Regions from separate parts of the Mus musculus genome. Here regions 1 and 2 are each linked to region 3. Evidence: chromatin loops called from intact Hi-C (ENCODE). Cell type or tissue: heart. All regions are shown on one strand.

Region 1 (2,500 bases), 170 kb after region 3:
CCTGTTTGTGTTCCTGCCGAGAGCACAGTCAGGATGTATATATGTATATACCGTTTTGTTCTGTGCGGTGCCTCTAATGCCTACAGCGGGTACTGAGGCACACTGTGCAGGTGAGGTATTTTCAGTCACCCTCTTCAAACGTCTGACTCCTCAACCTCCGGCTGCTTTAGCCTGAGTGCCACGGCTGCCTCCTGTCACTCAAGCCCCGTGCAGACATGCCCCGCCCATTCTGACCACAACAGCCAGGACTGCCCATGTCATATGGGAAGACATACTCTGCCGGGCTAGATTCTGACAAGACTGGGCCAGTGTTTGCTGGACTTGTGTGCCAAGCAGTAGCACAGGGCCTGTTGGTAGACAACTGACACTGGGGAAATCACACACCTCTTTAGAGCAGTGGGTCCCAGCCATCCTAATGCTGCCACCCCCCCCCCCCAACCATAAACTGACTTCACTGCTACTTCATAACTGTAATTTTGCTACTGTCTACATGAGAATATAAATATCAGGTAGGCAGGAGACACAGGTGGAGAACCACTGCCCTAGAGTATTTCCCTCCTACAAAAGACAACTAGCAACTCTTGCTACACAAAGGCCTCCAAATATGTAGAGGTTCCAACTTGGTAAGACAAAGTGTATGCCCTGAGAAGGCTCCTCAGAGGCCTGCAGGGACCGCTGGTCTAAAGATGGGCTCTTCATCTGAGGGATGGAGGCCTGCCTCTGCGCAGGGATCGGAAGCCCTGCTGCCAACTAGAAACACACAGGAGTCTCTTCTCCCCTCTACACACCCGGCCCAGGAATTTCCTTTCTTTCTTTTAAAAATTACATTAAATAGGGAGGGGAGGGAAAAGGCTGGCCAGTGGTGACCTTTAACCCCAGCAGAGACAGGAGGACCTCTGAATTGGAAGACAGCCTGGTCTACAGAGTGAGTTCCAGGACAGCCAAAGCTATACAGAGAAACCCACCCACGCACGAAGGTCAAAGGACAACTTGCAAAGACTCCACTCTCTCCTTCCTTCATACAGGTCCCAGGGACAGAACTCAGGCTGTGAGCAGTGCCCTTAGCTGCTGAGCCACATCTCTGCCCTATTCCAGTCCTCGAGCCCCATGAAAACTCAAAAGCTGGTGTGGCCTGCCACCTTGTGGCCATATGGGAAACTGCAGCAGCACCTGTCATCCAGGTTAGCAGGCACGCCATAGCCACCACCTTGGTTATGGAGCAAAGATGACTCTTCAGAAAAAAATAAAACTACTGAGGAGTGGGTGCCAGGTGGCTCACAGAAAGCAGGCCACAATGGGAAAACGGCTGCAGACTAACGGGCTGGCCTAACTTACAGCGGTGTGACTGAACAAGCTGAGTCTTCCTGGAGCGTTTCCTCAGAGCTTTGTTATGAGGAAAACCTGGCAAGGGAGACACTTCCGGTGTGCTGGGATCACTGGGTGCCACCTTTGAAAGCAGAGCTTGGAGCTAGTCAGGGATTCTAAAACCAACTGTGAGTAAGACAGATGAATGGAATATAAACCTTGATCAGTGCTTTGGTATCAGGGTGATGTAGGGGGCAGTGTAGCAACCAGAACACAGTAGTGATGAGGCTGGCCCTAACTGCAAGCCAAGGCATCAGTACCTTATGTGTACGGGTGCTCTGCCTGCATGTATATCCATGCACCATGCGCGCGCCTGGTTCCAGAGAAGGATAGAAAAGCAAAGCGTATCAGATCTAGAGTTGTAGACAATGGTGAGCTGTTACGTGATGCTGAAAACCAAACTCAGGTCCTCTGTAAGAACAGCAAACGCTCCCCACCAGTAAGCTACCATCCCGCCCAAGCAGCACTGTCTGCTGGTGACTGCTGACTTAGCTCTTCCTACGACTCCCTTGGCTAATTCAGCTCAACTTAGGTCACACGTTAGTATGGTTCTCTGTGTGTGTGAGATAATTCTGGAGTTTTGGGTTTCTTAAAAAAGAAAGAAAGAAAGAAAGGAAGGAAGGAAGGAAGGAAGGAAGGAAGGAAGGAAGGAAGGAAGAAAGAAAGAAAGAAAGAAAGAAAGAAAGAAAGAAAGAAAGAAAGAAAGAAAGAGAAAGAAAGAAAGGATAGAACTATAAGAATGTGTTTTTGTCTTGATCCCAGGTGTAGTGGTGTGGCACTGCTGCGGGCGTCCACAGCAGCTGACTGTGATTTCCCTGTGCTCTACCAGAGGCGTGGTTTTGCCAGCTGCAGACAGTTTCTGAGATTGTGTGACGTTTGGAATTCTGGGAACTTTTCAGAAGGTATGTAAATGCTAGAGGCCTGAGGAGCAGGGGTGGGTGGTGTCGGTTGTTAAGGGAGATTGGTTAAAGAAATTGGATTCAGAGATCTCTATACCCCTTTCTCCCCTCTAGCCTTCTTTCTATGTACTGATGGGAGAATAAAGGGTAGGAAAAGAACTCACAAAGTAGCTAAGACTGGCTTCAGGGAGGGGCTAAGTTCTACTTCCCATCTAAGTTTATGGATCACCTGAAGT
Region 2 (2,500 bases), 74 kb after region 3:
AACTAATTTCTGTTCAGCACCTTGTTTTTATCCTAGTGGTACCGTAGTGGACTGTGCCTGACTGTTGATATCTACCAGAACCTCCGAGGTTCCTGTTGAGCCAGTGTCTGTTTTATGCAGCAAGGATATAGTTTTCCCCATCAAAGTAGTGGCTGCTGCTTCCAAATGGTCCACCCCAAGACTGCTTGCTGTAATCATAATTCTGAGAATTATCCCTGGGCAAGACCTTGAACCGGGTTGACCCAGTCAGTGCGAAGAGGCACTCAGGGCCTTGCAGAGGTTGTTCTCTCCACAAGGGGGCACCAAGGAGATGCTTAGTTTCTGCATGTGGGCTTTTCTCACCCTGCGATCATCATACATGCCTCTGCAACACAGGGGGTTGAGTCAGAAGTGTAATGTTATCAGAATATGCTCTTGAACGTGACCATCAGAACATGATTTCCTTCTCTTTGGATGGGGATGACCCTGCTAGTGTACTCCCCTATAGTGGGACTTGAACCCAGGGCTTCACAGATAATATACAAATGGTTCCCAGCCTGCCCACTTTTTATATTCAACATGGACCTCTCTACTTACAGCAGCCTCAGAAGATTCTCTCTACCCTTCCTTCCTTCCTTCCCCCTTTCTCTCTCTCCCTCTTCCTCTCTCTCTTTCTTTTCAAAACAGGGTTTCTCTGTGTATCTCTGGCTGTCCTGGAACTTGCTCTGTAGACCAGGCTGGCCTCGAACTCAGAAATCCACCTGCCTCTGCCTCCCGCGTGCTGGGACTAAAGGCATGCGCCGCCACCGCCCGGGTGAAGATTCTTTTCTTCTTGAGATCAGAGTGGTAGATATCTGGGAGGTGAGTGGATGTCTGGTTGAATCCGTCCTAGTTAGTTGGGCATCCCACTAGCTGTCTGACCTGAGTCACTTCTGTCTCTGGACCACTCTAGGGACTTCCTCCCTTTCCCATAGGTGTGGACTACTTACTCAGCGGGTAGGTTAGGCCACAAGATGGCACTCTTAGTTTGCTTTTACCTTGATTCCACATTTGTCAATTTTTTTTTTTAAAGATTTATTTATTTAGCCAGACATGGTGGCTCACACCTTTAATCCCAGCACTTGGGAGGCAGAGGCAGGCAGATTTCTGGAGTTCGAGGCCAGCCTGGTCTACAGAGTGAGTTCCAGGACAGCCAGGGCTGCAGAGAAACCCTGTCTCGAAAAACCAAAAAAAAAAAAAAAATTATTTATTTGTTTTATGTATATAAGTAGTACAATGTAGCTGTCTTCAGACACACAGAAGAGGGCATTGGATCCCATTACAGATGGTTGTGAGCTACCATGTTGTTGCTGGGATTTGAACTCAGGACCTCTGGAAGAGCAGTCAGTGCTCTTACTCGCTGAGCCATCTCTCCAGCCCCCACATTTGCCAATTTTGTCCTAAGAATATTTAAAAGGTCATAGTTTACACCTGAGTTTTGAATACTTTGTGTTTTATATATTCTAGTAAGCCATTTTGTCCAAAATGTCCACTGAATGCTGTTGAGACCCATGTGGGATTCTGTGCTTGGGATATAGTGGGACACAACACCCAATACCAACATTCCTCCATCTTCATGAAACATGCTGTCATAGATGTCAGGCACAAAGTAGGTGAAGAAAGGAAGAGAAGCATGAGAATAAGTTAGTACAGAATTTTAAAGAGGGTACCAGTGAGGGGGCAGATGCCACAGAGGAGGCAGCTGTAGCAGAGCAGATGAGACCCACAGACAGGCCTGGAAGGGGCATTCTGGGTCTGGGACAAAGCACGGGCAGAGGCCTGCAAGAGTGTGGCCATGGGTCTCATCACTCATAGAGACAAATAGACACAGATGCAGGTTTGATCGTTTATTGGCTGTAAAGGCAGACCAACAGGAGCAAAGGGTAGCTGGAGAAAGGTTTGAGGCTGAAGTCACCCACATCCTCTGCCCATCTCTTCTTGCCAGCATCAGAGTCTCTCAACTTCTCGCTCTTGCTCTGCAAGAGTGACTGTGACCCACTCTGCTCTGTGTGCTCCCTCTCCTGGTGACTGCGCCTTGTTACTAGGGCAGGCAGCACCTGTTGTCTAGGACTCCTAGCTTGCTTCCTCCTGAAGGGTATGTCAGACAAGTCTTCCAAGAACCACACCGCTCCCTCTTCCTGGAAGAGTGTGCTTGTTTTCAGGTTCACACCTTGGCTGGCTCCTGTCTGCCAGCCTGGAATCTCCTATCTCATGTTCTGCTAGTCAGGCTCCTGATTATCTCATGGTCCAGTCAGTGGCTTTCCTGAGCCCTTTCATCTGATTCCTTGTTTGGGTTCCCTGAGGGCAGGGCCTGCTCCAGGAATTCTTTTATCTTACATTCTGTGATTTAGCTTGGAGGAAACCTTTTGCTACCCCTAGACTAAATCCCATTACTCTGTCTGTCCTAGTTTATTCCTAGCACCGACCCTTTCCAGAAGGCTTTGAGGGAAGAAGAAAAACGCCGCAAGAAGGAGGAGAGGCG
Region 3 (2,500 bases):
AGAAGGAGATGGGCAGCGAGGATGCAACAGAAGCTCGGGCCCCGGAGCAGAGAAACAAGACAGAACCCGGAAATAATGACATAAAGACCCAGAGACCTGAGAGCGAGAGCCAGGGACAGCTGGCTGAAGCTGGAGGGATCGGGGAACAGGCTAAAGGCGAGAGCACTTCAGGAAATGGGGCAGCGGAGAAGAAAAACTGGGGAGAGGGTGCAGGAGAGGATTGTAGAAAGCTGCAGCGGCCCAGGAGAAAGGATCAGAGACTAAGGTTAGGTGAAGTTGATGGAAAGACCTACCAGTTAGAGTGGAAGAATCAGGAGAACTTTAGAGATGGGAATGATGCCGACATTCAAAAACAAGGGAAGAGAAACCCACTATGTTTCACGGGAGACGATGGCTCAGACACCCGAGCCTCTGTGGGAGAGGACCAAAGACAGTCTGTGTGTGAAACGGATGAAAAGAGTCAGACACCGGGGCAAAGAAACCAGGGCAAGCGTAGAGACACTGCTACAGAAATCCAGGATGTCGGGGTCCAGAGAAAACGCAGAGCTGAGGGCTCTAAACTGTCTCATCCATCGGGGAGAGGAGACAAGGGCCGGGTTGGCAGGAAGGATGCTGTCAGGCCCAGTCCCCCAAATGACTCTTCTGGGAAAGTGGGGCCCACAAGGCAGAAGTGCAGCTCGGCTCAGCTGGCTTCTCTCACTTCCGGATATGGAACCCCCGGACACAAGCAACCAATGGCTGGAAATGGTGTCGACTCTGCTCCCGGTTCTGAAGAACATCTAAGTTGCCAGGGCAGAGCTGCTGCCTGGAAGCACAGGCGTGAAGTCAGTGAAAGAACCCAGAAGGCCCAACCTGGATCTCAAAGAAGACAAGAAAGGGACAAAAGGGTGGACCTAGGGAAGGCTTCCAGCCCGACCTGTCAGGACCCCTATCCACAGTCTCAGGCATCCTCTGTCTTTCCCTCTCTCCTCTGTCCCCAAGTCTCTCAAGCTGCCCCAGCTGTACCATGCGTACCAGTAGCTCTCAAAACCCTTCACAAATGGCCAGCTCTCAAGAAGAGCAAGCATCTGCTCCTGGAATCGCTCATGAAGAGGAGGATTGCACATCTGAGGTGGGGCCTCCCTCGACGCATCCTGGAGTCGTACTTGCTTTTTCACTTTTTAGAATCTTGCTCCTTGCCGCCGGCTGGAGGGAGGCTGCCTGGATCACGCACGAACCGGGAACGCCAAAGGCATCAGGAACGACATTGTGAGTCTCAGGCATCCCTGTTAGGTCTTGAGTCTCCAGTCGGGACTCAAAGCCGTCCAGTTCTTGAAAAAAAAAGTTCGAAACTTTGTACCCAAGTCCAGGCTGTAGAGAAGCGTAGACCAACCAAGCCTGAGCCAACGGGCAGCTCTATTCCACCTAAGAAACCCAGGAGAATAAGACCACCAGGGGGAGCAAGAGAACCACAGATCCAGGAAGAGGCCCCTAAGGCCAAGATCCCTGCTCCCAAGATTCCTAGGCCAGCGGTAGAGCCTAGGAGCTGGCACAACCCAGGAGGAGTCCCAGAGTTTTCCATTGAGAACAGCAGAAGCAGAGAAATGGTTAGGTCTGGAGTCTCCCATGTAGAAGAGAAGACTTCCAGCAGAGCGAAGGCCTCATCTAGTCCAGGAGGCTGCAACCACCTGAAAAAGGAACGCGTACCAAGGGAAGCCTCCGGGCTCCCCGCAAACAAGTATCTGCACCCCACGGGCGGAAAAAGTGGAAGTGTGAGACCCTCAGAGGACAGAAAACGAGCCAGCTCTGCACATACATCCAGCTTGAAAGGGAGTATCCACTCCGCGGCAGCCAGACTGAGCATGACCGTCTGGAGCAAGATGGCTTGGTCGACACAGCTGGCTAAGCCCCAGCACTCAACCCCCTTTCTCACCCCGAGGAATCCTACCCCACTTAACAAAGTGGGGGCTCCACATACAGACGTGAACTGCAGCCGATTCCCCACTGCTTTAGAGAAGGACCTGGGGCCACCAGGAGTAACTGTTTCTAGGATAGAGAGCTACCAGGAACATGAGACCCCTGGAAACTCAATGGGGACACCCCACAATCCAGCCATCTCACAAAAGTTTGGTTTTATGAGGCACTTGAGATATTTTCTCAGACAGTATGGCCTTAAAAAGTAGGCCACAGGCTCAGAGTCCTTAGGACACGTCAGAGAAGGCATGCGACGGACCTGCTTAGTCTCAGAGCCTCTAATAAAATTGGTTATTTGGATCCTGCAGGATTGCAGATTCCTTTGGTATGTTGTCTGATTGTTCTCTTTTGGGATTTGTGTCCTCTGTGGACAGCATAGCCACTTCTACACTGTAGTTTTGAAGGTTAACAGAATGTAGGGCGATCCAATCTCATCTACAACCAACCCTTACCTTCTCAGCCCCTTTCCCAGGCTCCCAACTCCTCTTGATAGATCACACTGCAGTTTGTTTTTTTTTTTTCCCATGCCTTTGTCTTGCGTGATTCC

Evidence for each region. A loop is a pair of places that touch in the nucleus more often than their neighbours do. Peaks named below come from ENCODE experiments on the same cell type or tissue, not always from the same donor. Only the 100,000 strongest peaks of a DNase experiment are listed, where the experiment ranks them.
Region 1: it touches region 3 in a loop (8-fold over the local background); 33 of 42 quality-filtered maps call a loop at or near these places.
Region 2: a loop joins it to region 3, with 3.0 times the contacts of the local background. A loop is called at or near these places in 4 of 42 quality-filtered maps.

What each region holds. Positions count from the first base shown.
Region 1 is chr15:82,235,660-82,238,159 of GRCm38, forward strand. The region is part of intron 5 of Cenpm (centromere protein M); the gene reads right to left. Among named protein-coding and RNA genes, the nearest start is that of Cenpm, 7.8 kb to the right of the region's middle. In heart, no CTCF peak of the experiment used is centred here; a DNase peak (open chromatin) is centred at 1,132; H3K27ac peaks cover 301 bases; H3K27me3 peaks cover 116 bases.
Region 2 is chr15:82,138,440-82,140,939 of GRCm38, forward strand. Ccdc134 (coiled-coil domain containing 134) reads left to right here. Exons shown (of 7, transcript NM_172428.2): 7 at 2,427-2,500. Among named protein-coding and RNA genes, the nearest start is that of Srebf2, 7.6 kb to the right of the region's middle. In heart, CTCF peaks have their summits at 284 (motif pointing right) and 989 (motif pointing right); a DNase peak (open chromatin) is centred at 282; H3K27ac peaks cover 557 bases.
Region 3 is chr15:82,064,281-82,066,780 of GRCm38, forward strand. It overlaps 4930407I10Rik (RIKEN cDNA 4930407I10 gene), which reads left to right. Exons shown (of 2, transcript NM_001166475.1): 2 at 1-2,258. The coding sequence ends at 2,162. Among named protein-coding and RNA genes, the nearest start is that of Mei1, 4.6 kb to the right of the region's middle. In heart, a CTCF peak has its summit at 1,434 (motif pointing right); a DNase peak (open chromatin) is centred at 1,421; H3K27me3 peaks cover 1,852 bases.